2 separate regions of the Mus musculus genome follow, and region 1 is linked to region 2. The links are chromatin loops, found by intact Hi-C in ENCODE. Cell type or tissue: left cerebral cortex. All regions are shown on one strand. Each heading gives the region's core, and the rest is flanking DNA. Links, peaks and the distances in the headings are about the cores only. Region 1 holds the start of Stard3nl (STARD3 N-terminal like). Region 2 holds the start of Epdr1 (ependymin related protein 1 (zebrafish)).

The links. A loop is a pair of places that touch in the nucleus more often than their neighbours do. Peaks named below come from ENCODE experiments on the same cell type or tissue, not always from the same donor. Only the 100,000 strongest peaks of a DNase experiment are listed, where the experiment ranks them.
Region 1: it touches region 2 in a loop (1.9-fold over the local background); 1 of 42 quality-filtered maps calls a loop at or near these places.

The regions. Positions count from the first base shown.
Region 1 is chr13:19,391,857-19,406,812 of GRCm38, forward strand. It overlaps Stard3nl (STARD3 N-terminal like), which reads right to left and starts at 3,957. Exons shown (of 9, transcript NM_024270.3): 1 at 3,848-3,957. Gm40827 (a long non-coding RNA gene) reads left to right here and starts at 3,991. Exons shown (of 2, transcript XR_873152.2): 1 at 3,991-12,428. In left cerebral cortex, for the core only: a CTCF peak has its summit at 4,061 (motif pointing right); DNase peaks (open chromatin) are centred at 2,551 and 4,018; H3K4me3 peaks cover 3,013 bases; H3K27ac peaks cover 1,954 bases.
Region 2 is chr13:19,612,937-19,629,575 of GRCm38, forward strand. It overlaps Epdr1 (ependymin related protein 1 (zebrafish)), which reads right to left and starts at 6,894. Exons shown (of 3, transcript NM_134065.4): 1 at 6,358-6,894. The coding sequence starts at 6,626. Sfrp4 (secreted frizzled-related protein 4) reads left to right here and starts at 10,239. Exons shown (of 6, transcript NM_016687.3): 1 at 10,239-10,941; 2 at 12,092-12,172; 3 at 12,258-12,323; 4 at 14,170-14,368. The coding sequence starts at 10,497. In left cerebral cortex, for the core only: CTCF peaks have their summits at 6,908 and 9,817; DNase peaks (open chromatin) are centred at 5,373, 6,158, 6,492, 6,872 and 3 more places; H3K4me3 peaks cover 3,186 bases; H3K27ac peaks cover 1,418 bases.

The sequences.
Region 1 (14,956 bases), core at 1-8,000, 220 kb before region 2:
GAACCCAGCTTCTCCATCTATAATATTAACAAGAGTAACGATTATAACTATCTTAACACAAAATTCTCAGTAGCAATGTGCTCTCAACATTTACATCTAAAGATTTAAGATTCTCAAGAGACCCAAGATGGAACAGGAAGACAGTTCTGTGGAATCAAAGCCAAGAAAAGCTTACCAGCGCTTCTTGAAAACATGGTAATAAAAGTGCAAATAAAACTAGAAGGCTCAAGACTCTGCAAAACCTACAGCACGGACAATGCAGATGGAGTCTTCTAAACTTTAGCCAACACAGATATTACGGTGCATCTATGGTAACACATGGAAAAAGGGATGAAGATAAAACATGTTGCAGAGAAAGTGTTCCATAGGTTATGAGAAAAGAGAAAGCTTCCATCAGCAAGAGAAGAGAAATAAGTATTTTACTGAGAGGGTCCAACATTGGGGTAGACGCTGAGGCACAGTTATGCTGTGGTAGTCCTCAGGCAGAACACAGCAGTGGCACAGAAGTGCTCAGGGTCCCTGCTTGGTGCACAGGCCTCACCATGACTAGATAGCCCAGGTGCCTACAAGATAGAGTCTGATGCGGATAGCCTAGATCTCTAAGAATGTGGGCATCAATTGCACGAACATCCTTCCAGACATTGAGACTTGCTCTAAATAAACAGTTTTGATATTTTGAGATCAAATGGAGAAACCTCTTTTGCATAAATATAAAGATCTCTGACATTTAAGAATTCTATTTACAGTACTTTAAGGCTATTAAACGCAATTTCCATCTTGATAGCCACTCAAATGGGCAGCCAAAAGCAAATTAACCTACTGATTTTAATTTTTATAACTTTACTGTTGTTAACCTAATATAGTTCTTTGACTAAGAGAACCTTACAACAAATGGTTCTTTTTAAAATTTAGGACAACCAACACTATTTCTCAACCATATACTAGACTGGTTCGTCAACCATATAAAGTTTATAAACTGGCTTCTACCTTTTTAAAGTAGCATGAGGAAAATTACATCACTGAGTTGACCCAGTGCTTCCTCAATCATGGGAAAATTCTACTTGCTACCAGAAACAAAGACCCAGCAAATCGAATGCCACACTACCTCATATCTAAGAAAACGATCAGGCTAGGAAAATAGTTAACAACTTTTAAATTTCAAATATTTCTGAAATTACAACTTGAATTAAAATTGTTTCAGAGGTACTGGGGATTGAACTCAGACATTCTTTCCCTGAGCTACAATCCTGCCTTCTTATTTTTTTATCAGGAGACATGGTCTTGCTATGCCCAGGCTGGTCTACACCGTGGGATTTCCCCTCCCAGGGATTTGCATAGAGTTGGTATTGTAAGTGTATACCTCTGTACTGGGAGTCACTTACAAGCCATATGTACTATTCACTGGAAGTCAGTTAGCCTTCTAATAAAAAGGAAGGGTGTGTGTAAAGAGCTGACATACACTTCTTCAGAAAAAAAGGAAAAAAAAAAAAGAAAACTAAAAGGGCTTTATTTTAGTCCAAGGAAAAACATTGCCCCATCTTTGAAATTGTCTTCTGTGAGTTAAAAACATGAGTTAAGTTTCTAGATACTGATATGCTGTACTTTGAAATATACAGACACTCTTTGCTATGGGATTTGAGAAGGAAATAGAACCAAAAGGAAACAAGAAAAAAGGCCTAGCATGCAAATTTGGAAATAAGCATTTGGCATTTTATGTGTTGCGCTTTAGAAACTGCTGCCTATCTATAGTTCCAGAGCCTCTTCTCCACCAAAAGGGTCCAACGCATGAGTTCCAAAATGCAACATCAGGAACCAAATTTGAAACATCAATCCGTAGATCCTCTACTTGCTTCTGGGAGAAGGGGTGAAGCATGGTGAAGTCGAGTAAAGCTAACAACCTCCATCAGTCTAGCTGAGGGAACTTAGTGTACATTTTCTTCACTGATGAAAAGTTTGGTATTTGCAGTATGTCTGAAAGAACAGAATGCATGTGCCACGCCCAGAAAACTGCAGGAACTAAATAAAGACACAGTAATCCTTAGAAATGCAAGTGCTAATAGGAAAGGCTCACCTACCTACTGTTACACCTTCTCAGCTCTTGTTTGGACAGAGCAGGACTGCCTGCCAGTGCTTTCCAAATGGAAAGTAGGTAAACACTGTCCTGGAAATGAGTGACAGCTGGAAGAAAGGGGATAAAAGCTAGAACTGAAGATAAGCAGAGGGTTTGAGTCTTGCCTACAGCAGCAATTAAAAGAAAAACTACTATGGGATACAGTACTAGGGAAAAGAAAGCCATTCTTAAGAGGACCTCTAAAGAGAAAATATAAAACAATTAATGATTTCATAATCAAAACAAACAGAACGCGGCTGAGAGTTTAGGAGTGCCTCGGAAGGTATCTGAAGTCCGCACTTCCACAAGGAAGCCTGTTCCTTCTTCAGCATTGCCCAACCCAGGTCAGCTCAGCCACCTCACTAGCCCACCATTAAGGATACAGCACTGCTGGACTCTCCTCCCACTGTGCCTGCTCTTCCAGCTTCTGCATTTGTAACTGGACACTTCCTGCTCCTCCCCTGACTAAATCACTCTAAACATTCAGGTCTCATCCAGAGCATCACCTCTTCAGGGACATTTTCCCAGATCCCACACCACAGCCACACCAATGTCCCTTACTGCCAGATTTTCTAGCATTCATTCCTATCTAAAATCATATTGTTATTTGCACATATATTCTATCTTCACTAAAATCAAAGGAACTCGAGGACAGAAACCTTATCTAGCGTTCAATACTCAATTTTCAACACCTAAAACAGCATGTGGCATCATATAAACTGTCTAATAATTAAATCCAAATGATAATCACTATCCTGAGAAGGTAAGTCCTTGGAGCAGTTTTAAATCCATTTCTTTAATGCTTTTGACAATGCAATCTTTAAAGGTTCATGTTTGAGACAGGAAGATCTCAAAGAAAAATGTATTCTTCCTTACAATACAAAACATTACATATGTGTGAATATTATGTAGGGGGGGCACAGTCTACACTGTCCCTTCATGGGCATGATTATCTAGCATTTTACTTATGCACAGATGCAGCCAAAAATACTGTAAACTGCTCTTTGTCATCAAATCTTGCTCTATAAGTGGATGATGGACAGAAGAAGCATAGATGGGATTTACCGTTAGGAACCTTAAACAAAAACATCAGACGGAACTTGCTATAGTAACTCGGTACCCTGGGAGGTCAGACGGCTACTGTGTTCATTCAATCAGCCTTACTAACCTTATCCAAACTAGTACTGGGTCAAGTGATGGATTCCATCTGTGAACAGAGACAAATGCCTTTACAACTGCCATACTAAGAGAACACTAAGAAAAGTTCCACAGTGTCCACCCATGTTCCAACCAAAAGAGGAAGAAAAAGAGCCCTACTGAGATTTAAAAAAAAAAAAAAAAAAAAAACTAAAGGCAGGATGAGTGGGCAATGCGGAGAGCTGAAACCATGGCTAGAACATTCATGACTCATGCTTTAATTTTCGTTTTGTTTTGTTACATCAGGGCTTTTCTTGACGAAGGCACAAGGCCAGTAACAGACAGTACCTGCCGGCCTACACCCGCATGTCACCTTGGACTTGATGCGGATGCAAGGCACGGGGCCGAGGCTGGACCACCTGCCTCCCGGTGAGTGTGGGTGTGGGCCCGGGGCCAGCTTCCCTCCCGCGCTCCGCCGCGTTCCGCGGCTGCACCCACAGGCCCCACGGCCAAGGCCAGGTCTGGGGAGCCCGGCAAACCCTGGAACCTCAGGCATTTGGCTTCACGACCTGCCCAGCAGGGCGCGGAAAGACAGCCTACCTCCTCCGCGGCGCGAGCCGCCCGCCGGCCTGCAGACACGGCTCCGCGGTCCCCGCCGGCGGGGCTGGGGCGGGGCTGCAGGGCGGGACCCTGTCCGTGACGTCAACGCGCTGGTCACGCAAAGACGCTGCGGCTTGCTGGAAAAGTGAATAGTGGCAGAGGAGACGGCGGGTTGGTTTACAGAACTGTCAGTTTTCGGACGACCAGTAGATGGCTCATAAAGGAGGCAGTGGGCGGGCCTAGGACTAGCCGCGCCTCCAAAGCCTGTTAAGGTATCCAGCTTCTAACAGCAGGCTTTTAGTGGGTTTTACCTTCCTGAGAATTCTACGGAAGGCTTCTCTTAGATAGGTTTTAGGCTGCAGCCGGTGAGGGGTAACTCTGAGAGTGGATTTCAGGCCCTGGCCCCTTGGTTTCAGCTGTCCACTAAGAACTTGTCTATTCTAGGACTCGACCGTAAGTCTCAATCAGCCCAGTCTTACGTAGGAGTAATGCCTTTGTCTTACTGATAGTTAAGGCTAACTGTATTTACTTAGTTGTTATACACGACATTGGGCACTAAGTGATGTTTTAGATTTTTCCAATAGCTGGTACAGTTACGTCCTTAAATGCAAGAATACAAAGGAAGATAAAATATATTGCACTATGAGTGCTGAAGACTCTCAGCCTGTTAGAGGAAAATAATATTAAGAATAGTATTTTTAATAGATACTCTTATAAAGTAGTTTAATCGTTTTTATAATGTTTACATTACAAATGTGAATTTATATACGTGCAAAATTTTGAACAGTGCAAGTTGGGTGAGAACTGTTTTTATAAACCAATCAAAGGCTCAGTCTTTGTGTGATGGGTCCTTCCTGCATTGACATGTGAAAATATTTGTTAACACTCAAGTTCAGTTCTTCATCTAGCCTTAAATGTGCCTCATTGCTTTTTAAATGCTAAAAGTCTTCAGCGCCAATGATATAACTTGCCATCTCTATGCCCTTAAACATACAGTTTGTTTGGATTTTTTTTTTTAATTGCTAGTATGAGAAATGCTACCTTAAACATGTGTGAATGTGTTTTCCTACTTCTGTCCAAGTACTGCTTATGGTGCAGATGACAACAAAAGAACAGACTAGATCTCAGGCATACATCTTCAATCCTAGTAGTAGAGTCTTCAGATAAGGGCCCCTAGTGTTGCTACAGTGTTCATTTCCACCCATAAAGTTTAAATAATCCTATTTACTACCCTTTGGAAGAGAAATAATATGCAAGCTTTTGTTGTTGTTGTTGTTTTTTTCAAATTGATGAGCATGAGAAAAGTTAGGGTTAGGGTGTGTGTATATATACAAACTAAGTTCAGGGTTCTTGTATACAATGATTTGGGTGACAAGGTGAAGCAACTTGTGTGACTACTGTAATGCAGACGCCTTCCACTTAGTAATTAAAACACCTCACACTATCCTAATACTGTCACCGTGATTAGTTTTGCCTGCTTTCAGACTTTTGTATACATACAAAGTACATACTTACTCCAAGGCTCCTTTTTCTTGATACCTGTGATGGCTGGTATTGATTATCAGCTTCACACGATCGAGAATCATCAAGAAGACAGATGTCTGGGCATGTCTGTGTAAGTTTCTAGCTTGTGTTAATTGAGGTGGGAAACCCACTCTAAAGCCACCTCATTCATATTCTGCGGTCCCAGAACAAGTAAGATGGAGAAATGAGTGGAATAGCTGTGTTCATGTTGATGTGTTTCCAGATATGTAGATGTATCCCACACTTCGGCCACCATGCCTTTTCTGCCATGTTGGATAGTACCCTAAATATAAGCCCAATATATCTTTCCTGAACTTGCTTTCTGTCTTATATTTTATCTAAACAATAAGGAAAATAAGTAATATATCACTATATTTGTAATACTAATACATAGTAAAAGTGTTATAGTAATTTATCCATTCTCAGTTTTGTTTATAATTCCAAATGTTGTTCATTCTACTGTTGCTCAGCATTAGGTAATTGGATGTTTGGAGTAATTACAATGATGCTGTTATGGATATTCTTGCACCTTGTCATTGGTACCTGTAACTATACATTTGATCTTGATATATAAGAAATGTCTCACTGTGCCTCAGGATATAAATACATGTTTAGCAGGAATAGACATTTCCTAGTAAATTTTTGGTTTCATCAATTTCCACATCCGCAAACAAGGAAAAAAATCTGGATGCTCAATATTTGGATGGATAATATTTTCAGCTGTAATCTTTCATACTTCTTTTCATCTTTTACATGTCTATATTTATAAGTATCATAACATGGATTTGACTTGCATTTTCTACATAAAAATGAGTTTATAAACTAAGATTATTTGTATGTCTTTTGTCAATATCTCTCAAAAAGTTAGTTTTTGCTAACTCTTTAATTATGTTATCAGCCTTTTCCTTAAGGCTTTCTTATATTCTTGATATGAGTTCTTCATCTCAAATATATTGTGTTAGAACATGGCCCAGGAATTGTGAAGGCCAAAGTTATGTTTTAAGTTTTAATTACTGTACTTAAGAAATCTATAAAATAAAAATGCCTCTAATCTGAAACTTCCACTTGACCAAGGGCAGATAACTTCTTGGAGTTCTGGGAGCTATGGTTCATGTAAGACAACAAGCCATGGTTTTCACTTCTGTAAACAAGGTTGCTTACCTCAACTACACAGGATGTCCTTAATCACATGTATGTGAGCAGTACATAGACAGGAAGTATATCAGGATGTATGCTTGCCCCTGATTGGTTGAAGGCAAGAAATACGTAGCTGTGTGGGGTTTGCCTTTATAAGCAATTGACTAGCATACTTATGGCCACTCTCTGGGAATATTGGTATGGACCTGGCCAGCATCTATTATCCAGTCCAGTATTTAATAAAACGTGCTTCGAATTTGGCTCAAAAATTGTGGTAGTAGGCTTATTTTCACCTAGTAGAATTAACGTGTTCTGGAGGCCCCAGCAAAATCAGACAACCAACCTAAAATTTAAAGCTAGACCTTCATTCCCAGACTCCAGGCCTTCCTTAAAAGTTATACAGCTTGAGATATTCCAAGCCTTGGAGAAGTGCTTTCAGTTTTGTGTACTATCAAAGTGAACTGCCATGATGAGAACAGCAGCAGCACTACAGAGGCATCTCCTAATCAGTCACAGTATGGTTGTCTCTGTGGGATCCTGATCTGGAGCATGGAGGGGCTCAACAAGACCCAAATATTCTTCCATCCAGGGCAAAAAGCAGGACATCGCTTGCCCACCTGGTTCAGGAAATTTGGAAAGTTTTTGTCAGTCTGTTTTGTCCGTGTGTTGATGGATTTCTGTTTTGTGGTATGCCCATAAGCTTTATTGCAAGCCTGGGAGCCTAGATGGATCTGAGTCAGGCTCAGCTGGATGTATGAGTGATGGTGGCCACCACATGTTTTGTTTCTGGCTGATGTCCTTCGTGTGGGAGAGCTTTCTGTGTTCTGTGTTTATTGATTTTGTTTTTGATTTCCCTGCTGATGCAAGCCACCAGCCACCACCACTAACTTCACCTGTCATGGCTGCTTTTACTGCCAGAGTTCAGAATTTATCTCTAACCCTTTTGGTCACTGGATTGAGTTTAGCAGAGATTTAAACATCATTTAGGTGTGGATAACATTAAAGTTGCTTTAGGCTGTTCTACTTTATTGAGATGCTTGCTCTGGGGTTGGGTGGCAGCTCTCCCTTCTCTATACCCAAGCATGTTTATTTAAGTTTCCTCTATGTCCTTTGTCAGAAGAGCCACCTGATTCTCTGACAGAGAAAAGAAAGCAAAGCAGAACTGCTTTAAACATTTGACTATTGGGACTAAAGAGATGGCTCAGTGGTTAAGAGCACTGGTTGCTCTTCCAGAGGTCCTAAGTTCAATCCTCAGCAACCACATGGTGACTCACAACCATCTATTATGGGATCTGATTCCCTCTTCTGGTGTGTCTGAAGACAGCTACTGTGTATTCATAATATATATATGTGTGTGTGTGTGTGTGTGTGTGTATATACATACATATATATATATATATATGTATGTATACACACACAAATACATCTATGTATATATTATATATTATGTACAATATATAATAAATCTTTTAAAAGAGCTCATAAAAATGGACTACATATAATGTATATAATAAATCTTTTAAAAGAACTCATAAAAATGGACTATTGGTTTCATTTAACTGTCTAAAACTTTGGTAAAATATAAGCCCTACCATAAGATTTGAAAGACTATTATGTGAATTATATGAACTTCCTGGACATCAATATATGTAAGTTTATTGGGTATGGTTAAGTCCTGTAATATCTGTAACAAAAACGTTAACTTAAAACTCATAATACAGGGGGGCAATAGTTAAAAGTCTAGAATAGGTAATTTTAAAGGAACTAAATGGTGTGATGTCATCTGGAATATAAGTAACATATGGTTTGCTGCTATCTTAGCCCCTGCCCCCTATTAACATAGAGGTGACCAAGAGTCCAGTAGCCACATTTGCTGGAGAGGGTGTGTGTCATGTGACTTCATCGCTAAAGGTGACCACATGATAACATCAATCAATCAAGGAGGCAACAACAGGTCTCCAAGATATCCTGGATTAGCATGTTGTTTTTTTTTTTTTTTATGCTAATTCTTGTCCTAAAATCAAAGTAAGAGATTTTAAAAGATAAGATTTAAAAACAGTGCTTGTTTTATAAGGTATTAAAGCTGCACCTCTATGTATTTTTATATAAGAATGAACCTCATGCTGACAGCCAAACTTTATAATGACTCAAGTAGCATTGGCTTTAAAGACATGAAATGGTCCTGGAGAGTAACTGAGAATTGGCACTGTGTGGCAGGGTTGGAGTTCCTAAAGAGAGCCCAGGATAGGGATCCCAGCAGTTTTGGAAAGACCAGTGCCATGTGATAGCCACCAGAAACAAGAGCCACAAAGAAACGGAACCAGATGAGCCCTAAAAGACAATCTATATGTGCTGCCTAGGGCAGGACCAGAGGGGCTTTCTCCAGTCCCTTGGGAAACCCTGAGAATTGTGTGTGAATCCTTGCATTGAGTAGTTTGCATGGTTCAAGTTTGGTTTTACCTTGTACAAACTGTGGTTATGTCCTGTTTCTTCCCACTTGAATTGAAAAAGGGCACTTTATTTTTGATATTGCAGGAGCCCATAGTTGAGATTTTAATTTTTTTTAAAGGAAATTTTGGAGTTTACAGAAATTTTAAATGAAAAGAATAGATATTTTCTTTAACTATTTAAATTTATAAGGCTATGGAAAATTTTAAGTTTATAAAATGTTTTATATTAAGATATATTTAGTAATATGTAACCTTAAAATAAATAAATAAAAGGCTAAAGAATTAGGGCCACAGCAATAGGCAGTAAACACCAGAAAATGGGATATTCCTATTGTGATGGTTTTTATATTATTGGACCAAGGAGTGGCACCATCTGGAGGTGTGGCCTTGTTGGAATAGGTGTGACCTGGTTGGAATAGGTGTGTCACTGTGGGTGTGGGCTTAAGACCCTCACCCTAGTTGCCTGGAAGTCAGTCTTCTACTAGCAGCCTTTGGATGAAGATGTAGAACTCTCAGCTCTGGCTGCACCATGCCTGCCTGGATGCTGCCATGCTCTCACCTTGATGATAATGGACTAAACCTCTGAACCTGTAAGTCAGCCCCAATTAAATGTTTTTTATAAGACTTGCCTTGGTCATGGTGTCTGTTCACAGCAGTAAAACCCTAACTAAGACACCTATCCTATGATGTAGTGAGACAATGACCTAAGCAGTCTAGCATAGACTCCATAGAATGTCTCTCCTTACCTATGATCTATTCAGGTAAACAGAAACTGATTCAAGAATGTGGGTCTAACCCATGTCATTGCTAACTTGTTAAGCTTTAAATGTTTTGATAAGCTGCATCATACAAGACACTGTGATATTCTGTAAAAGTAATCGTATAAAAGGACCAGGAAAGTGAAGTTGCCAGTTTCCCCATGGACAGCATTTACGATTTAAAGTTTTATTTTGATACTTAAAGAGCTTCAATTCAGAAATTTTTATTTTCACAAGATTCAAACTTAACAGAGATAAAACTGTAAATCCCAATTGTATAAAAGCTACTAACTTATTGTGAACTGTCATGTAATTCATTTACAATGACAAACTTTAGCCTCCTGTTTGTGTTTTCAAGGTGAAGCCTGAAGATAGTAAATAGATACAGAATTTTAGCTAGTAAAGCATAAAGCTAGTAACTGAATATAATGTAAAAGCAAAGTTTTGTCTACCTCAGATATACTTAACTGATTATGGTCCTCAAACTTCAGAGATCTGCTAAATGTGGCTTTTAAAATGTTTAACGGAAGTAGTTTTCCATAATAGATGGAAATGCCAAATTCTAGTAACAACCTTAAATTCTCCAAAGAAGACTGTGAAGCACAGATAATGCCACATGAATTGTGGTAACACAAACCACTGGGAAGTACTGCCCCAAGCCTTGTCTACCACCAGGGCCCGACCCAAGCAGTGGACAAGCAGGACACTAGACAGTTGACTACCCACTTTACATAAACAAGACAGACCAGTCCCCCAAGTTCCTCCTCCACAGGAAAGTGTCTCCCATCTTCTGGACCTGGTGGCCAAAGACTGAGGCTGCCCTGGGACATCTACCCCCAGTGAAGTCATTGAGACCACAGGAGCCTAGAGTAACTGTCTAGAAAATTGGTAAGTCTCTTGTCATTTTAGCTCATGCATAGGCCATTTGGATTATACTTCCTACTGAAATTAACCACCGCAGAGTTTTGATAGGCTGGCTAGGTTAAGTGTAGTTTTTCAGTTTTAACAGCAACAGATCCTTCCCCAAGGCTTCAGATACCTTGTTAGTTCATGTTATATGTAAAAATCAGGCCTTGCTTTTCCTAGAGCTACTAGTGCTGAGACGGGCAAACAGCTTTCAGATGTAACTTTTTACAAACTATTTTGCAGTGTCTGCTCCTTAAACAATCATTTGTGTCTCATGGTAAATTACTGGATTAAAAAAAAAGTTTTAAAGTATATGTAAGTTCTAAGGGTGTAAGAAAGTATTCTAAGATATGTAAATGCCAGGTATAAAGTATAAGAAAATGGTTTAAGGTAATAAAAAACATTTCAGATTTTTCCCACCTATATGCTACTGTTATACTAAAATATCAAAAGTTCAATGTTTTAATATTGATCAATGGAGTTCTGATAAGCTGCTAAAGCACTGACTATCATCAGTCACAAGATCAAGATTTCAAATTTCCCTTGGTTATCTTTCAAATACAGGCTTAAAAATGCTCCTTATTAAGTTAAAATTATGTCTGTCCATCTGGCTGAAAGTGGGATCCAGTTCAAGGGGAGGCCCCAAGGCATGACACTATTACTGAGGCGACGGAGCACTCACAAAAAGGGACCTATCATATAACTGACTTCTGAAAAAAACCCAACGAGTACCTGAAAGAGTCAGATGCAAATATTTGCACCCAACCAATGGACAGAAGCAGCTGACCCCTATTGTTGAATTGTGGAAGGCTGAAGGAAGCTGAGGAGAAGGGCGACTCTGTAGGAGGACCAGCAGTCTCAATTAATCTGGACCCCCGAGATCTCTCAAACACTGGACCACCAAACAGGCAGCATACACCAGCTGATATGAGGCCCCCAACACACATACAGTAAAGGACTTCCGGATCTGTGTTCATTCAGAGATGAAGCACCTAACCCTCAAGAAACTGGAGGCCTCAGGGAGTAGAGGTCAGGTAGGGTGGGGGGACATCCACGTGGAGACAGGGGGGTGGGGAGGAGGTATGGGATGTGGAGCAGTCAGAGGGTGGATGGGGGGAATAAAATATGAATGTAAAAAAATAAAAAATAAATAAAGTAAAAAAAAATTCTGTCCATCCTCTATATGTTGAGCCCTCTGGACAGAGAAAGGAATGTTTATGCTTTTTAACCCAAAGCCATATCTTTTGCCGTGACTTGAAAGCTTAAGTGTACTACAGCTGTTATAGTCTATAATGTAGATTTCAAACAGTGGTAATACCAATATATATGTTATCTCTTTTTGTAAACTAACATATATATATATATATATATATATATATATATATATATATATCTCCTGTAAGCCTGGGGAGCCAGAGAGTCCTCAGGTTTGGATCCACCTCTCACAGGTCAAACAGACTATGGATAGGTACAGTGTAAGTCTCTCCACCTGCCTGTTCCTAAGGGTGTGCTTGTCTCGCTCTCCCCTCTGATCTTGGGACTCCTCCCCTCCCCCAACTACCATAGCTATAGGCCTGAAAGTTGTAAATTTACATGTTTCCTGTAAGTTTCTAAACTTTAGCTTCTGTTCTTACTCTATATCTGTCTGTGCAGATTTCTCCTTGGCTTGACGACAACATCTAGGAGTTGGCTGCAGACTACAGACTGCTCTACATGGTTGCAGTCCCTGGCCATGCAGAAAGCTGTCAAGGACCAGTCCAGCCTGTGTAATTGCTCCCTGTCTCTCCATCTGGGTCAGCTAACCAGGTGCTTCTGAGGAATATCTCAGTGCCAGAATCTTCTCCCAGACTTTGATGAGCATTACAGCCCTCATGAAGGCTGACAACAATGTTCTCATTTTAGCAGAAGTAGATACAAAAGAGAGCACATCACTGTGTTTCCTCAACTAAAGGCTAGAACCTTAGGTCAAAAGGAAACTCCCCAGACAAAACGTTTACCTGTAGTGTCTATTGCATACCAGGAAAGGTACCTACTTAAACCAAATAGATCCAGTACTATCAGCAGGTAGATTCATTAGCTGAAATAATTCTACAGTGTGATAGGGCACTTGACCTAAGAAGTATTGTGTGGCTTTAAGAGAAAATGCATTCCATGAAAATTGCTTAGAAATCATTAGAGATAATCTGGCCATACCTAAAAGAATTATTAAAAAAAAAATTGATACCTAAGATGAAATAAAAATTTCTAGCTCCTAGATAGTAACTCTAGTGTCAGCAATCACAGGCCTTTGAACCTTCTGTTTCTACTAATGACTGTTTGCCCTTGCGTCATTAATGGCTTGACTATACATTTACAGTCCTATCTGGGTGCCAGTAAGCTGATGGTTACTAGATCCCAATAGGAACACGTCCCTTCCACAGAGTCAAGGATTTGACATATGACACAGCTCATGGGGGGAAATGTGAGGGATAAAGTTATGTTTTAAGTTTTACTGACTGTGTTTAAGAGATCTGTAACACAAAAATACCTCTAACTTGTATGTCCAATGTGCCCAAAGACAGATAACTTCCTGAAATGCTAAAGGCTGTTTGTTCATTTAAGGTAACAAAACCTATGTTTTCACTCCTGCAAGCAAGGTTGGTTACCCCAACTGCCCAGGATGTTCTTTCTCACACCTAGGTGACTGGTACGTTGTCAGGAAGTAGATAAGGATGTATGCCTGCCCCTGTTGGGATGAAGGTGGGAAGTACTCAGCCTTGTGGGTTTTACCTTTATAAGCACTTGGCTAACATAATTTGTGGTCATTCTGTGGGAATCCCAGGTGGACCCGGCCAGTGTCTGTCATCCTGGCCAGTGTTTAATTGTTCTTTCAAATTTGGCTCAAAAATTTTGGCAGTGCTCTTATACTTGCCCAGTGGGGTTATCAGAATGAAGCTGCATGAGACTTCTGAGAGCTTGTGAGAAAACTCCAAGTAAGCAGAGTGTTGTAACCTCTGTTCCTCCATAGCGCACACCTGTTCTTGGAATGTTTTTTCACATCCCTCCCACATGTAGTAAGTGGGAGTGGGTTTACTTTACATATCATATTAACAATTGGTATTCAGAATAGCTTTTTCAAGCACAGGTTGTCCTTGTGATTGTATATAGCCTAAATGTGTGTCCCCTTGCCCTGGGACTATATACAGCCTAAACACATGTGACCTTGCCCTGGGACTATATAAAACATGAACTCCAGTGAACATTGCTCACATGTTCTTGAGTAGCCTTCAGAATACCCAGATTGTAAATTGTCTGATGCCTTGAACAAGATGGGCTATTGCCAGAGACATCAGTCTGCCTCATTTAGCTTTCACTCTCCCAGTTCTTGCTGCCAAGTAAAGTGGTAACAATATCAATACTGTGATATATTTTTTTAACCTGTGGTTGACATTTTCATTACAAAATTAATCTTTGACTTCTTATAGTCTAGTATAAATTAATCCTTCCTAGTTCTTGGACAAGGCAAGACTTTAAACATTTTACTTTTCTTAGGTATTATGTAAATATGCCATGCAATTAAATTGTCTTTTAAATCAATCAGAATATGATTTTAATTTACATAAGCTATATTAGGAATAACTATTTCCTTTTCACATTTATTCCAGGAGTATGGCTACCTTTGGGTATAACCACAGGGAGATACTTAGAGTGATACCAGTTATCCAGAACTGGACTGAGCATGTTGATGGATGCCAATGATATTATTTTAGTGTGATCTATTCTAGAATAGCGCTGTGCACATAAGAAAAGGGTCTGGAGTGTGTTGTAAACATGATCAAGGTCCCCAATGAAGGAGCTAGAGAAAGAACCTAAGGAACTGAAGGGGTCTGAAGCCCCATAGGAGGGACAACACTATGAACTAACCAGTAACTCCAGAGCTCCTTGGAACTAAACCACCAATCAAAGAAAACATACGGTGGGACATGTGGCTCTAGCTGTATATGTAGCTGAGGATGGCTTAGTTTATCATCAGTGGGAGGAGAGGTCCTAGGTCCTGTGAAGGTTCTATGCTCCAGTATAGGGGAATGCCAGGACTGGGAATGAGAGTGGGTGGGTTGGGGAACAAGGGGAGCGGGGAGAGGATTGGGGATTTTCGGAGGGGAAACTAGGCAAGGGGATAGCATTTGAAATGTAAATAAAATATCTAATAAAAAAGGGGGGAAAAAGAATATAAATGTGTATATTTATAATAAAAAGAAAAGCCGGGTGTGGTGGCGCACGCCTTTAATCCCAGCACTCAGGAGGCAGAGGCAGGCGGATTTCTGAGTTCAAGGCCAGCCTGGTCTACAAAGTGA
Region 2 (16,639 bases), core at 3,038-11,037:
ATATCACAGCAGAGAAGATAAATGTTCTTTTGTTCTCTGGACACAACTAAACCAGACGTGAAACAATCGCAACTTGAATGAGAATCCATTTGCTACTCAATATGTGACATACTTTTCATCACTTATAAATAAAAATTTCTGGTAGAACACATAAAATCAGCTCCTGAGCAGCCTAAAAAATGTTATTCCTATGTGTACTCATCCAGTGACTCTCTGCCTCCATGTGTGTAGCTTCATTAATCTAAAGACGCCACTGGTAAGCAGCAGTGTGGTACTGGTGCCCTGTAGGATACAGTCAAATCTAATTTGCTCCCCTCACATAAAATCACCATATTGATTAAATTATAAAAATAATCAGCCTGCTTTTCCTTTAGCCTTCCCAATATAATCCCCATGAGTTTAATCCAGAAAACAGAAGAGACAGTTGGAACCAGAAAACAAAATAGTATCAATTACTAATTTTTCCTATTCATGGTTCAGGCTTGTCTTATCTGAAGCTCATAAACTATTTTAATCTTTTCCATCATCTCAGGGAACAGAGATTCTGGAAAATCCTTGTCATTCCCTGGTAACTATCACTGGGATTTTCCGTAACTATCTGAGTGGGGAAGAAGGCTCTTAAGAAGTTGATCCAATTCTACACTTATGTCTCAGCTTACTAGTAAATACAAAGAGACAACCATCCATAGTTTTTTCAAATAACATCTGGTTGCTTGGCCATACTCCTGTTATTTGAAACCATTTTGAGTCTGTACTAAGAAATCTACATTTAAAGAATGTAAAATGTATTCACATACTAAATGCTCCCTTTTGCATCTGATTTAGGACCTGACAGGACTGTGAGGGAGAACCCAGCCAAAAAACATGGAAAGAAGAACTCAACTGCCTTCTACAAGCCATACCGTGAAGCCATCACATGATGGTATAAAGACAGAGAAATGGAGATGCAGTGAGGATGTGAATTCTAAGCCAACAAGATTGAGGCTGTGCCTTACAAGTACAGTGTACATGTCTGAAACACACACTAATTATTTATTAAGTTATGAGGAAAGAGACTTCCTGACAGAAGCTTGTGTACCGTCCAGAGTGGGAGGAGTCCAGACCAAAAGAAGGGATAGTAGAGAGTAGCAAGGAGGCATCACAATTGTAAAAACACAGGCATCGCTTTACCTTCAATTTCACCTGCATCTTAGCTGGGGTTTCTACTGATGTGATGAAACACCATGACCATAAGCAACTTGGGGAGAAAAGGATTTATTTCAGCTTACAGCTTGTAGTCCATCATGCAGAAAAGTCAAGGCAGAAACCCAGAAACAAGAAGTGGAGCAGAAGCCATGTATTGAGTGTTGCTTACTGGTTTGCTCCCTCTTGGCTTGTTCAGCCCACTTTCTTGTCCCAGCCAGAACCACCTGCCCAGCAGTGGCACCACCCTCAGTTGGCTGGGTCCTCCTTTATCACTCATAAAATCAAGAGAATGCCTAAAGTACAATTTGGTTTGGGGCATTTGGTCAACTGAGGTTCCCTCTTCTCAAATGTCTTTAGCTTGTGTCAAGGTAAAAAAAAGTCCAGTCAGCACAATTGACCCTTGTCAACTTGACACACAAACACATCACTATTAAACTACAATCTTTCTTTACTCATTTGTCCCCGAGGTGTCATGCTAATATTCCCATCATAACATAAAATATTCCAATTTTAAAAATTCCCACAGGTTTCAAATTTTTACACAACTTAGAAGTTCAGGCTCTTTAAAATATTTAAAACTCTTTTAAAGTCCCAAGCCTCTCTAACACTTCTTCTCTCTCTAAAATTCCAAAGTCTGTAAAATTCCAAACTCCCTTAACTGTGGTCTCCTAATTTGAAAAGTTACATACTTCTTATTTCAGAAAAGAGAAGCCAGAGTATAGTTACAACCAGAATAATACGAAACCAATGTCCAGCACTATAAACAGCTCAGTGTGGGGCACCTGGGACTTACTCATGATTTTCATGATCACCAGGGCTCCTCCAAGGACTCCATACCTCCACCTCTGCCGCATAGGTTCACCAGTTGCCTCTCCTGGCCTTTCACTGTGACAAGACTGCTCTCCAAGACTCCTTCATGCCTTCACAACCAGGACAATCTGAGAAACTCAAGTTAGGTGACTAGCATGTGGTATAACCTTAGCCCCCTCCTCTTGGATCACTGCTTCTGTGAGCTGAACCCAGGGAAACATTTCTGAAGAAATTCTGCATCAATAATGCTGGTCTCTTCTTAATCACAGCTGATTCTTCAGCCTCAGCTGAGCAAAATCCATTGTATCAGCAAAGCGAAGCAATGTTCCACTCTAGTTGTTATAGAAGAGTTGAATAATCATAGAGTCTTTAAAGGACTCTCAAACTTTCCTCTAAGAACATCTCAAGCCAGGCCTCCATTGTCTACCCTGCTTTTCACATTATGTTCTTAAAGCTTCCAATGGTTTTTCCAGCCCAAAGTTCAAATGTTACCACTGTCCTCCCCAAAATATATGATCAGGTCTATCTCAGCCAATACCCTACTCCTGGTATAAATTTCTATCTTAGTTAAGGTTTCTATTGCTGAACAGCATGACCAAGGCAATTTGGGGAGGAAAGGGTTGTTTTTATCTTACATTGTCTTTCAAACAGTCCATCATCAGAGTCAGAGTAAGGACTCAAGGAAGGGACCTGGAAGCAGTAAACGTGGAAGAGCACTGTTAATTGGCTTGTTCCCTATGGTTTTCTCAACCTGACTTATTTTACAACCCAAGATCACCTGCCCAGGATTGGTGCTACCCTCAGTCAGCTGGCCCCTCCCATATTAACCCTCTATCGGTCAAAAGTACCACAGGTCAATCTTGTGGGGAAATTTTCTCAATTGCAGTTCCTTCTTCCCAAATGACATTAGCTTGTTTCAAGTAGCCCACACAATCTGACAATTGTTAAATATTATTCTGGGAAGAAACATCTATCTGTGATGGAAAAAACTCAATGTTGTACGTAAAACTGAGCCTGGAAGAGACAATCACCAGGCCTCTGTACGTGTGTCTGCTCCAACTCTTTACTCATAACCTCCTGATCGCAATTTGGCTTCTCACATCGTTTTGAATCAAGGAGAGAATGATTTAGTCTATCTCTGTGGATTTGAGAATACTGGTCTCCATACCAGCTATAAAACTTGCTGAAATATAGTTTAGCATTTGAGTCTGTGTACCGAGTCAGTTCCCAAAGAGAGGATACTTGTGTGTGCTGCTCAATCAAGTGTCTGAGTTCAGAGGGGCTGTCAGTAAGACTCCTGCACATGGGAAATGAAATCCACCAGGACAATGATGGTGGGTGGTGAGAGAAGCACCTGGGACCCCTGACTACACACCTCCTCACTGCTCTATGAGGAGACAATGTAGCACGTGCTTTGTATATTTAACTTACAGAATCCTCACTATATGCTAATAAATGAGTTGCTATACGTATTTGCATTTTGTAAAAGAGGAAACTGAGTCTCAAAAAAAAAAAAACCCACAGTAATCTAGAAAAGCTCACTTTCAGAACCAGATTCTGAGTACATAGCCAAATGTCTTGAACAGTTAATGATGCTCTTTGGGTGAGAATGAACTCTTGGTCTTCTCCAGGTCACACTGCTTAGTTAGCATCAGCAGTGAACTCTGGTGTTCCAGCCCATGTTCCCCATGTCTACTGACCAACAGATAACCAGTGAACATGCTTCCTAAGGACACATCAAGAGTCGTGTCCCACCCTCACTCCAAGTAAAGAGAGTGATCCCTGTTCTATGCAGCCAGTACAGTTAGCTCCAGCTACCACTAGTGGCAACCTGCTTGACTCCTCTTTGTCCCTCCATACCCTGCGGCCTCTGATCACTTATATGTCACCACCTCTTTAACACTTCCCTAATGGAACCACCTGTGCAGCTTCCTCTCCATCTGAAGCAGCTACAGTACTCGGAGTGTTTGCTCCTACACTCATTGTGTCGCTCTAGTTTTTCTAAAGCTCTTGAGGATGAAATTTCAGCCATGCATCCAGTGATTTTTATGCCACCTAATAATGGCATTCCAACTGTTCAGGCTCCTTCAGCGTGACCTCTCAACACACTCTGCTTTTGTTCCTCATAGAGACTGGGCTGGTAGTCTCAGAATATGAGTCCTGCTTGTAAACTCCCAGATGACAACCTACTAAATCTGTGATACATACATATTTATGCCCCCAACAAAGTCTTTTCTGCATGTCACCCCTGGTAGATTCGCTTGGGTGTCTGAGGGCCACTAATTTGGGATATCACCTTCTCCAGGAAGCTCTGGCCATGTGTTCATCATGGGTATATTCATCGTAGGGATAATTAAATTATGAGATTCCACCTTCAGACTGTTATCCCCTGAAAATCAGGACCCACTCCACTGATAACTGACACAGTATCTGCCATGAGCAATAGCCTACTGAATGAGGATGGATGAATATGAACATAGTATATTATAGATGTCAGAATCCATGCAGCTTTCTTAACTTTCAGTTGTGCGATAGAAGGAAAGTTTATTAATTTCCCTAGGTCTTGGTGTTTCTATGTGAATAGAAATCATACAACCTAGTGTGTGATGTTATGAACCCTAAACAAAATTATATAAAACATGCCAAGTTTCAGCAATAGTATATCATATAACACACTCAAATAATGGATATTACTATATCCCTCAAGCCCCAATGAAAAACACTCATGTTCTTGAAAGTCTTTGCATACTCTGAGTCTTCCATAAAGACACTACTGTGACTTGCCTTCCAGGCTAATGTAAAGCTGTCCCTCTATATTCAAGGAGGGTTGGATCCAGTGCCTCTATGGATAACAAAATCCATGGATGCCCTTGTCCTTGATCTAAGAGTGACAAAAAACTGCATGCAGCTTACAAACACCCTTCCATATATGGGTTGTTCAGTATAACAAATATAATATAAATGTTATTCAAATAAGTTCTGTATTGTTTAACAAGCAATGACAAGAAAAATAGTATGGATGTGCTTAGTACATGCAATATGATTTCACATATTTTCTATCCATGGTTTGTTGAATCCTCAAAAGCAGAAAAAAAATCCAAGAGTACAGTGAGTCTCCTGCATTTGGTAATGGGTGGTCTCACACTCTGATTAGGTGGTTCAGAAAGTTGTCTTTCCCCTACTTTAATCAAGAAGCCCAACACTTCCAATGGTTTTTTGGTGAAACGGTGTTACCAAGCTTTGTTTTGTGCTGGGAGCTAGTGGTTCTTATTCATCACCAATCTTACCAGGACCATCGTATCTCCTCCTGGTGCAAATGCCATGAAGAGATGTCAGTGTGACTGCATGACACACACTGGACATTAGTGGAGGGCTGAGCCACCGAGACAGGTGGTGATCTTAAATTAGAAAGTAGGTCTTAAAGAGACCAGAAACAAGGTGACATTCTAAAAAAGTATGTCCTCTATCAACACAAAATGGAAAGCTAAATTGACTACCATTGGTTTGCTTGTGTGTGTGTATGTAAATGTGCACGCATTTGTGTTGAGCATGTGTGTGACAGATAGCATGCCCTCCCATTTTGCAATTTCTGTGGTCATTAAAAATAGGTTTTAAAAAAACCTAATAAACTGAGAAGAGAGAAGGATACGTAAAATTGGGATTTTAAGGTGGGAATGTATGTGCCCCAGCGTCTATTCTAAGGTGGCAGTATATGTATCTAACAGATGTTTTAAGGAGAAAGTATATGTGTTCTAATGGGAGTTTTAACTAGTTTTTCAAAAGAGAAAATCCTCAAGATGGAAACAAACATGGTCAGATTGTAATAGGGTAATGAGCTGGGAGGAGCTTTTAAAAATCATTTCCCATGCCTTTTACAGTGTTGTACTTAGAGCCACATGTCAGAAGAGAGAGAGTGAACCGACTCTAAGTTGTCCTCTGGCCTCCACACAGGCAACACACACACACACACACACACACACACACACACAGAGACACACACACACTGTGATTTAAAATGTTTTCATTGTAAACAAAAATTTTAGAGAATATTGTGTTTGTCCCTTCTACACAAAAAACACGCCCTAGACTGCAGGGGACTCCAGGTGCCAGAAGCCTGACTCAGCAGTTAAGACATGAGGCTAACTTGGACTTAGAATGCCTGGCTTTTCCATCTTGCCCTTGGAGAGTCCTTTCTTTGCCTGCCTCTACCTCAGTGGTCAGACCAAGCGGATCCCAAGGCCCCCTATAACTTAATTGGGGATCGGGAGGGGCCGGGAGCTGCTGGGGGTCTAGCTGGAGTAGCAAGCCCCCGCCCGAGCTGGCGTTCCCCTGGCCGCCGTCTTGCCCTTCCAAGCTGCCTACCTCTTGCAGGGGATCAGCGCTTTCCTCTCGTCCAGCACCCGCACGCGCTGGTTGAGACCATCGTAGGACACCAGGGCGCGGTTGTTGTGCCCGCTGCTCTGCTGGTACAGAACCTGGCGTCCCTCCCACTGCTGGGGTGCCTGGCATGGCTGTGGGGTTCCCAGGGAGCCCGCCATCCCCAGGCCGCACAGCACCCAGACCCAGAGGCTTCCCAGCAGCCAGGTCCCCCGAGGCCCCTGGACCAGGCGGCGGGGAGCGCGCGCGGGCATCGTGATCTGCCGCCCCAGGGTCAGCCGAGCTCCAGAGAGAGCCGAGGCCCTGCGTTGGACTAGTCGCGTGAGCCTTCTCTGCGCCCTGGCGAAAGGTGTGCTCCGGGACCCAGTTCAGGCCTCTCTCGATTTTCCGTTCCACAGGCTCCTGGCTTGGGGGCTCCGGACACCGGGACACCGGCCTGGGAAAGCCGCGTGAATCGCCCCAGCTCTTTCTGCTCTGGCGGAGGCTTACCAAAGCTTGTTTTTCCTGCTCTCTGCTGCCAACAGGAAACGCAGCGGCAGTGATGCCACTAGCATCCTAAAGGGCATCGCACTTAAAGGGTTTGGGATGGAAGGGGTAATTCTCTGAGAAGGGACTCCTTTCTCCAAGAACTGCAACCCCCCTCAAGGAGGACAGGAGCAGAGCAGAGGTGTGGCACATTCTCTGGCTGCTGTAATTTGTTTCTTGGTAAAATCGTGACTTTTTTTTTTTTTTTTTTTTTTTTACAAATTAAAAGTGTTACAATGGTCCCTTCCTGAAGAAATGACACTAAATTTCTGTGGTGTTCGTTGTGCAGTTTCCAATCTCAGGCCTGAGTCTCAATTCAGTGAGATTCCTCTCTCCTACACGTCAAAGCTTCAAGTCCAGAGGTTTGTGTTTTTAGAGGTTTACTTTAGTGTATGTGTGTGTGTGTGTGTGTGTGTGTGTGTGTGTTTAAGTAATGGTAGGATTAATAATAATATAGAAACAAGATGAGATGAGGCAATTTTTTAAAGACCCTTGCTTTACAATGTTATTTACATTTCCACTTAATACCTACTATGAAGAAGAGTGAGCCAAGAGGAAATGGTTTGGGGCATTTCTGAGTGAGGTCAAAAGAACTCCAGGATTGGAGCCCAAGCAAGTATCTGTAAGACAATCAGGAGCCTGATCATTTAGGGCCTTAAAAGCTGTTGAGTGTTTTGTTGTTGATATCGAGGACTGTGAGAGCCACAAGCCCACAAAAAGCCAGGGACAACCCTCATAAGCGATGTATATTAGAAAGCTCACTCGGCTAGCACAGGAAGAAAATGCAGTGTCAGACAGAGTGGCAGGGTATCAGGGCAGAAGCTGCTACACTACAAGCCAGCTGTAGAGTAGCTGAGTGACAGCAATGGGGATGGGTAGGGTGGAATGGAGCTTGAAATTACAAAGAAAGATTGAAGTTGGAGGCAGGGGGTTCTGATTTGGGTAAATGAGAGGAAGGAAGGAAAGAAGGAAAGAAGGAAGGAAGGAAGGAAGGAAGGAAGGAAGGAAGGAAGGAAGGAAGGAAGGAAGGAAAATTGTAGTTCAGCCAGTTAGCTTTGAGATGACTGGGGAATATCTAGGTAGAGACAACCAAAGACAGTTCTGCATGGCTTGAGCATGCAGTGCCCAAGTCTTAGATTCGGAAGCCACAGGCATAGAAAGGGTCACTGAAGAGAATTTGAGATGGATGGATGGATGGATGGATGATTCTTGCCACCCCCCTCCCAGGGATATTTGACAAGGAACTCTCCAACCTACGTTTCAAAAGTCCTGAGAATGAGGAAACTTGGAGTTGACGGGAGAGGGAAGACTGAGGTGAAAGCTAGGGTCAAAATCCTGAGAGCAGCAGGCATGTAGGAGGGGAGAAAGGAAGAATAGGGAGCCCAAATGGGAGTCACCCCAGAGAAGCACCCAACTAGAGGACAATGGCTTTAGTGCTAAAGCTGCAAGCCTTTTGGGAGGGCAGGAAGAGGAAGGACAATTGACAAGAATTTTCGGACAAGTCCCTCTGCTCTGTATAACATTATGAAAAACAGGGACAGACTGACTATCGGTGGGCCTGATAGGTAGAGTTCCACATTGAAGGTAGCTTCCTTAGGCTGAGTGTGAACTTGGAGTGAGCGCAACAATGAGCTCTACCCCTCTGTCCCAAATTCCTGTCTTAATAGTTTCCTTCTTTTAGTTCTTTTCTTGTTTTCATTTAGTGTTGGGAGGAACCTAGGGTCTCATCTATACTGGGTTGGAGAAAGAGGTGGGAAGTTTTTATCCCTCTGTCTGTCTCTGTCTCTGTCCTTCTGTCTTTCTATACCCCCTCTCTTCTCATTAGAAAGTTAATCTAATGATCTTTTTTGCTCAGTGTGTGTGGTGCGGGGAGGGGGGCGGTAGACTAGGTTTGGGATTTCACTACCAGAAAAGGCATGAGGTGCCTTTTGGCCACCCCCTTCTGCTTGATATTTTCCTATGGCATTTGGCATCTTTGGGACTTGAGACCTATTCAGTAGGAAAGCAGAATGCCTTTATGGATTGCTCGGGATGAATAGGTACTTTACACAGATCTAAATAGTATCTGATCTCATAGGATCATTAATGTCTTCATAGTGTTTGTCTCTATACCTTACACAATAAGGATGACAAATGCAGTTGTGGTTTTTTTGTTTGTTTGTTTTTTGCTGTTTTTGTTTTGCACAGCTGTTTTAATCCTCAGTCAGATTCACACCTAAGCTAACTTGTGGGCCTCAGCGTTGGAGGGAGAGGCAAAAGAACTTCCTTTAACCCAGGTTTCAAGCTCAACCATACCTTTAAAGATTAACACTCAGAGAACATGTTTTCTTATTGTCAACGATGAGAGCAAGTTTACATCGGAAGTCTTGCTTTCTGATTGGCAGGCATTTGGTGTAAACTTGCAACAGTAACAGCTCTTTTCTGTGAACCAGCATTGATTTTCATGTCTCTTTCTAAAGCAAAGAAGAGGAAAGTAAACATGCACGCTCGCTTTCCAAAGCTAGTGAGTTCTTAGTCAAGTAAAATAACGGGCAATTTAGCAAAGATCACGCTGGTGGATTGGGAAAATCTTTCAGCATGCAGCATCTCAAGTTATCTTTGTTTTCTTCTGTTTTCCAGTCATGTTGGGCTCAGAAATTAGTATTTTAGAGAAAGTAGCGAATAGAGAAACTCCTCCAACACAGAGATGCTCTTGCACCCCTGGGCAGTTCCAAGTTCCTGGAGCAGTCACAAACCAAATGCCTGGTAAAAATCTGAGCCAGAACTAAGTCTAGTGGCCACAAAACAACATCAGTAGCAACAATAGCAAACTCCGCACAACTCAGGGTGGTCTAGGGAAGGCTTATATAAACTGCCAGTGCTAGTTCCAACACCTACTGTGCTAGGCTTTCCCTGATCCACACTGCCCTCATAGCTGAGGCACCTCTCTCGCCCCCTATGGGAAAGGAAAAACAAGTGTTTCGAAATGAAAGGGCAACAACAGGGTCACGTTGCTCCAGTTGCTCCAACTCTGAACTTAGGGAAACTTTAAGGCCGACTTAGCAAAGTCTCCCCTGCACAGGCTTTTATCCAGAGTCCCAAATGGCTGAAAGCAAGATGCTCCTTTTCTTGATCTGAAGAAAAAAGACTAGCTGACGAAAAAAAGGATGGACTTTGGGGGGAAATGCAGAACTATGGCCCTTGGCTGTGGAGCGGCCGAGATGATGTCATCGCTTCTGCAGGAGAGGCTGGGGGTGGAGCAGCGGAGTGGGAGCCGGCTTTGCTCTCGCCGCTGCCAAGGCTGCTGAGCCCACGTCAGGGGACGCGTCTGGATAAATAGGGTTCCACAATGGCCGTGGCCCGCTGCGCTCCGAGCTGCGGGACTCGAGACTGGAGCTTCCCGCGGGGGTCGTTGCTCTGGAGGCTGAGTGCTGGCGCTGCCAGTGCCGGTGCGCCCAGGGGTGATCGACGGCCAACCCCCCAGAACTCCTCATCAGTGCAGACTGGAGCTCCAGCAGGAAAGCTCACTCCACTGCCCCTAGGTAAAGAGATAAGGAGGTCAACGGGGCTGGAAGAAAAGGGTCCTCCCAGCAGAGACTGCAGCCCAGGAGGACAGTGCCATGCTCCGCTCCATCCTGGTGGCGTTATGCCTGTGGCTGCGCCTGGCGCTGGGAGTTCGCGGAGCGCCCTGCGAAGCTGTGCGCATCCCCATGTGCAGGCACATGCCCTGGAACATCACCCGGATGCCCAACCACCTGCACCACAGCACTCAGGAGAACGCCATCCTGGCCATCGAACAGTATGAAGAGCTAGTGGACGTGAACTGCAGCTCTGTGCTGCGCTTCTTCCTTTGTGCCATGTACGCACCCATCTGTACCCTGGAGTTCCTGCACGATCCCATCAAGCCCTGCAAGTCTGTGTGCCAGCGCGCACGTGACGACTGCGAGCCCCTCATGAAGATGTATAACCACAGCTGGCCAGAGAGCCTGGCCTGCGATGAGCTGCCGGTCTATGACCGTGGAGTTTGTATCTCTCCAGAGGCAATAGTCACTGACCTTCCAGAAGGTAAGAGAAGAGGAGGTATCAAGGAGGCCAAGAGATTCTAGGGAACAAACACACTCGCATGAGAAGCAGATGGTGTCTGCTTAGAGCCCACCAGCTCCTGTCCCAGCCTTGGGGGAGGTGAAGGGCCCAGAAGTTTATCTCTCAGGGATTTCTCAGGGGAGAGAAACAGCTCCCTGAAGGACATGGAGAATAAGGTTGTTGGAGAATAACCCATTTAAGTGTCTAATATAAGGTAAATAAAGGAAACAATAGCTTAAGCAAAGAAAGCTGGTGCTTGAGACAGTCCCAGCACGTGGTGGCTAATATGTTCTCATTCCATGCTGACCGGGAGTTCTTTCTCGAAGAGCAATAATAGCTCCGGCTTCCCACCCGGCGGCGTAAAGTTTGTAAATGTAGTCGCCCTGGTTAAACTCCACTCTGTGCCTATGTTGTGGTCACTGAGCAGAGCCCTGTGGCATGTTGGTTAATCTGATCCTGTGTCACTTCCTCCGTTATTTTCTTTTATGCTGTTTTACTGTTACTGTTGGAAGGGACACTACGAATTCATTTCTTGAAATGAAACCTGAGAACATTATTGCATTATTTTATTGAGGCTTCCCCTAAGTCAGATCATCCTCTATTTAAAGAGGCTGCGCCTAGGATATGAGTTAAAGGGGGTGGGCGTGATTTATCAACCTTGCTTTAAACGGTTCTCTTATTTGGAATACTAGAAAAAAAGTTCACATTAGACAACTGCTTCAACTTTGTTAAGCCTGGAAGTTATGCTTAGTACTGTTGACAATGCAGCTGTGGGCTGTTCCTGCACTGCAGTGGGAGGTAGCAGCGTGGAAACAGGCTGGTGGTTCTAACAGAAGACTTGGAACAGCAGTGTCAGGGTGCTCAGGGAAGGGGCGAGGAGACTGCTCCAGGTTAGTGTCATGGATGTTCATTTGCATCAGATTCTGCTTGAGTCAGCAAATTCTTGACTCAAAGACTCTTTTCCTTAGGCCTGAGTTGTAGTGAGAAAGGTAGGTAACAATCACATTATTTTTACTACGGCAATACTGTGTTGGATGTTTGTATTGGCTCGTAGCCTCCAATGGTTCCTATTCCACGTGAATGAGGAGACCCAGGCATTGACTACATCCCTGAGGCCCTGTTTGTGTTTCAGATGTGAAGTGGATAGACATCACACCAGATATGATGGTGCAAGAAAGGTCCTTTGATGCTGACTGTAAACGTCTGAGCCCTGGTGAGTTCTGTCCTCGGGCTTCCTCTGCTCTGTGCGCAGAGTGATGTCCTTTCCCCACTGCCCATGGACTTTGTGTCTCTTTCAGATCGGTGCAAGTGCAAAAAGGTGAAGCCGACCCTGGCAACATACCTGAGCAAAAACTACAGCTATGGTGAGTTTTCTGATAACAGCATTTGCTTTGGGGACTTGGCACAGCAAGGCACTGAAATCGCACGAGACTGGATATAGTAGTCAAGAAGGGGTAATGGATGGGTAATTACATGGTTTCCGGACCACTCAACAACCATAAAGTGTCTTTGCTGGGTTAATGAAAGCAAGCACAAGATAAATAATTCACATAAAAAACTGACCTCAGTGAAAACTGCTATGCACAGAGTGGTCGAGACTGCCGCTCCGTTTCTCAGGTTGTTCCCTTACAGGAAGGACAGGGCTTTGGACCAGGATTTGTTTATCTGAAGACCAGAGGATGAAGATATGACCATGTGCCTTTTTCTTCACCAACAGCTACAGATGCTTAGGCATCCTCTCTTTTACTTGAACAAACCATTTAGTACTTCCTCCAGAGGGAAAAAACAAAGCCCATGCTATTTTAAAAGTTTTGAGTACTTTTAATTCTCTATCATCATTTGGAAATACAATTCTCTTATGTTCTTTAAAGATTTGTACTTGAGATCAGAAATGATTCAATTGCTTGCACTGGCACATATGTGCACACACCCACATGACACATACATACACTATACAAACATATACTTGAAAAGAAGAAAAAACAAATCAAGTGCCTCCTTGGGCTATTTAGTATTTTATTGAATTTCTAAACTTTTAAATTTCTCCTAAAATAACAAGGACAAAAAAGTAACAGGAAAGATATATAGTTTCTTCATCAACTTGGTTTTCATATTTTAACTGATACATGATTTCAGTAGAATATTTAGATTATTTAGAAAGTAGGAGAGATATGGAGCTCTTGGGAAATAACCTGTAGTTAGGTTGTCAAACTTTAGAGTCATGAATAACCAATGTGGATAATTCAATTACAGAAAAAATCTTTTTCTTCCAAATAGGTTATTTTCCTGAAACATGTTCTATGTGGATATTACCTTACTTTGTTCTGCTTAGTGCTTCATCTGCCAGGATCCCCGATAGGTCCAACCAGAGTTTCTCTGCTACTATTATCTCTGGGGTGCCATGCTGATAATGAATTGTTCATTTGGTATGCTTTTGGCTCCTCTTCAAGCAGCTTCTTATGGTGCAATTCAAAACAGTCTTGTTTTGGGGCTGATCTACAACTCCGCTAGAAGCACTAAGTAGTAGCAAGATCCAAATTTGAAACTTAAAACTTGATCAAAGCTGGTGACCTGAGCATCCCCCTGTAATAGTACCTCATCCCTACTCCTTGGAGCTTGTATTGTCGTGCTACCTTAGTGAACTGAGGACAGCAACTTTTAGAGTCCTTGTAGTTGGAATATGTTAATATTGGGTTTCAGGCTGTCCAAATATCTAGAAATGAGCTCAGCCTGAACTATGAGAGGATTTCTGGTGATTAGATAAAAGCCAGCATTCCCTAGGGACCTGGCAGTTATGACTAATGAATTCCTCTGTAAAAAGTAATTCAAACATAGCATGGATGACTGAATGAATAGAAGCTTCACCTTGGCCTCCAAAGCTGGTAATATGCCTACCCTCCAGCCCATCAGAGGGAAAGTAGAAACAGATAAAAATGTTCACAAAATATCTGGTTGATCTATAAGCCCAATTCCAGGCCAACATTGGCCTTCTAATTACCTTTTCATTTTGTGGTGTGATTCATTAATTTGCAGACAATGTTGACAATAAGATGTTTTGTGGGCTTTCTGCCTATACTGGGACTGCTTGAACATGATCTTAATTACAGAAATAACACTTTTTTAAAAAGCTCTGGATTTGGCCCCAAAACACTGTCTCTAGTTTCTTCCAAAGTCTTCCATAACAACACTTACTTGAGTTTTTGATTGCAGTTATTCATGCCAAAATAAAAGCCGTCCAGAGGAGTGGTTGCAATGAGGTCACAACTGTGGTAGATGTAAAAGAGATCTTCAAGTCTTTGTCACCTATCCCTCGAACACAAGTCCCTCTCATCACCAATTCCTCCTGCCAGTGTCCACATATCCTGCCCCATCAAGATGTCCTAATCATGTGTTATGAGTGGCGTTCAAGGTAGGTCACAGGGAGTAGAGGAATTGCATATGAAGTGTGAATTTCACTCAGTAATCATGGTTTTAAAGAACAAAGTAATACCAGTTGTCATTTTAAAATATTTTAGTAGACGTCTCTTTTGAGATGCTGTATTTCCTAAGTATCAGTTAGTCAAAGCATAAATAATATAACCAGTTAACAAGATGAAGGAAATTTAGAAAAATATTCTAAAAGAATCTTTAAAAACTTATTTCAGAATCCATTAACTGATTGAAAATTATATCCACAAGTAGATTATTTTGAGTAAGAGGAGTTATTTTAAGTCATTGTATTAGTCTCATGGAACATTGTACACACACACTAACTTACATAGAAACTTTAAACTGGTTTCTGGATCTGATATTCCATGACTATCAAATCAAATCATTGCAAAGCAAAGTACAATTAAATAATCACACATATACCTCTAGCTGGGAGTACTGTTATACCTATATTTTCTCTTTTTTTTTCCTTATATCTCAGTACATTTTTTAGAATGAAGACATGAACTCTGCAGTTCACATCCTAGGACAGACCCCATAACTTGCTGTAAATTTCATCTAGAAAAAAAATCATGTGTTTTTGTATAACAAGCTCTCTTTCATGCTATTGACATTCATGCTTGTATGTTACTTCTTTTTTTTTTTTTGATATTTTCTTCATTTACATTTCAAATGCTATCTCGAAAGTCCCTTATACCCTCCCCTCACCCTGCTCCCCGTATGTTACTTCTTGATAAAATCCAAGACTCCTCTGTTCCTCTATGGAGAAAAGCGAATGCCATTTTTGAAAATCCTAATTTCAGAGCCTAGTTGTGTGTTCCATCAGTTGTTGCCCTCTGTTGTAGCACTGCACTATCTGAACTTTCAAGCTATTCTACTTGCAACTGGCTCAAGAGTAGACAGTGCTCTGAACTCTTGCATTCTGTTGCTGTAGCAGACCAGGGTTCATTTAGGGACATACTAGGCTATTAGTCACTAGATTCTTTCTGGGCAACTGAGTGGGTTATAGACTCATCCAGTGCAAATATTTTTCTGTTTGTCTGGGATTTATGTAAAGATTATTTTGAAAGTAATTAGAGATCTATCTTATGAGAGGCACAAAACTGGCATGAAGCTACTCTTTTTGGATCCCAGTAGTTCAAGAATAGTCATAAAGATAACCCAAAAGAAATGTTTTCCTTTTTTTAAAAATCTGAGGATTGTACCTCGTGCCTCGAGTTCAACACTTAGTTAAACTTCAGCCCTCTGCTTACTTTTTATTTTTAAGAGAATGTCCTAAGACTAACCTTGAACGCATTCTGTAGCCCAGGTAGACCCCAATCTTGTGAGCTCCCTTCCTCAGTCTCTGTTTCAAATAGCTGGAGTCACAGGCCTGCTGAAAGCAGACCCAGGAAAGGGGAGTGTGCTTGAAAACAATGAGGGCAAACGCTAGAGCACTTTACTATGAAAGACATGTGGCAAAACAATAGAATATGCATGTGGGTGTGGCAAATATATTAATTTGCAAAAACAGTCTCTTTTCTCACTGCATTATGAAACAAATTTAAAATGGACTACATAGGTGACCGTTTTAGAACCGTGGCCAGAAAGGACAATGGATGATTAGAAATCTGACCCTTGAAAGACAAAATGCTCTGTAAGCACAAAGCCAATGCACGGACGTGCAAGGGAAAATATCAGTGCACGTTGTTGCTAGATGATACTATATTATGTGCACAACAGTCACAAAAGCAGATAGAAAAGGCCATACCTCTGTAATGGATATGGTGAAAATAGAGATATTGTTCTCTCAAATTAGCATTTAATGTGCTAGGAACACAATGCAAGATGTCTGCATGAATCCACTTAGAACTTATCTTTATGTAAATAGTAAATAAACAGTAAAATTCTCCTTTGTATTCCCAAAGCTCAAATGAGCAGGAGATCCTACTTTTAATTAATATTTTAATGGTAGTGAATTAGATGAAAATGAGGCTATTTTTAAAACAATTTGTACTCTATTGAAAAACCCTGGCTTAAACTGTTTATTTATGTTTACTTTATGTGTGGGGACTGTTTTGTTATATGTATATCTGTGCATCATATGTGAATGCAGTTACCATGGAAGCCAGAAGAGGCCATTATATCCTCTGAAATGGGAGGTAACAGCTGCTGGTTGGCCTCTGTGTTGATGTTGGGAACTGAACTCAGATCCTTTTCAAGGGCAATCAGTTCTCTCAACCGCTGCACTGTCTCTCTCTGTCTCTCTGTC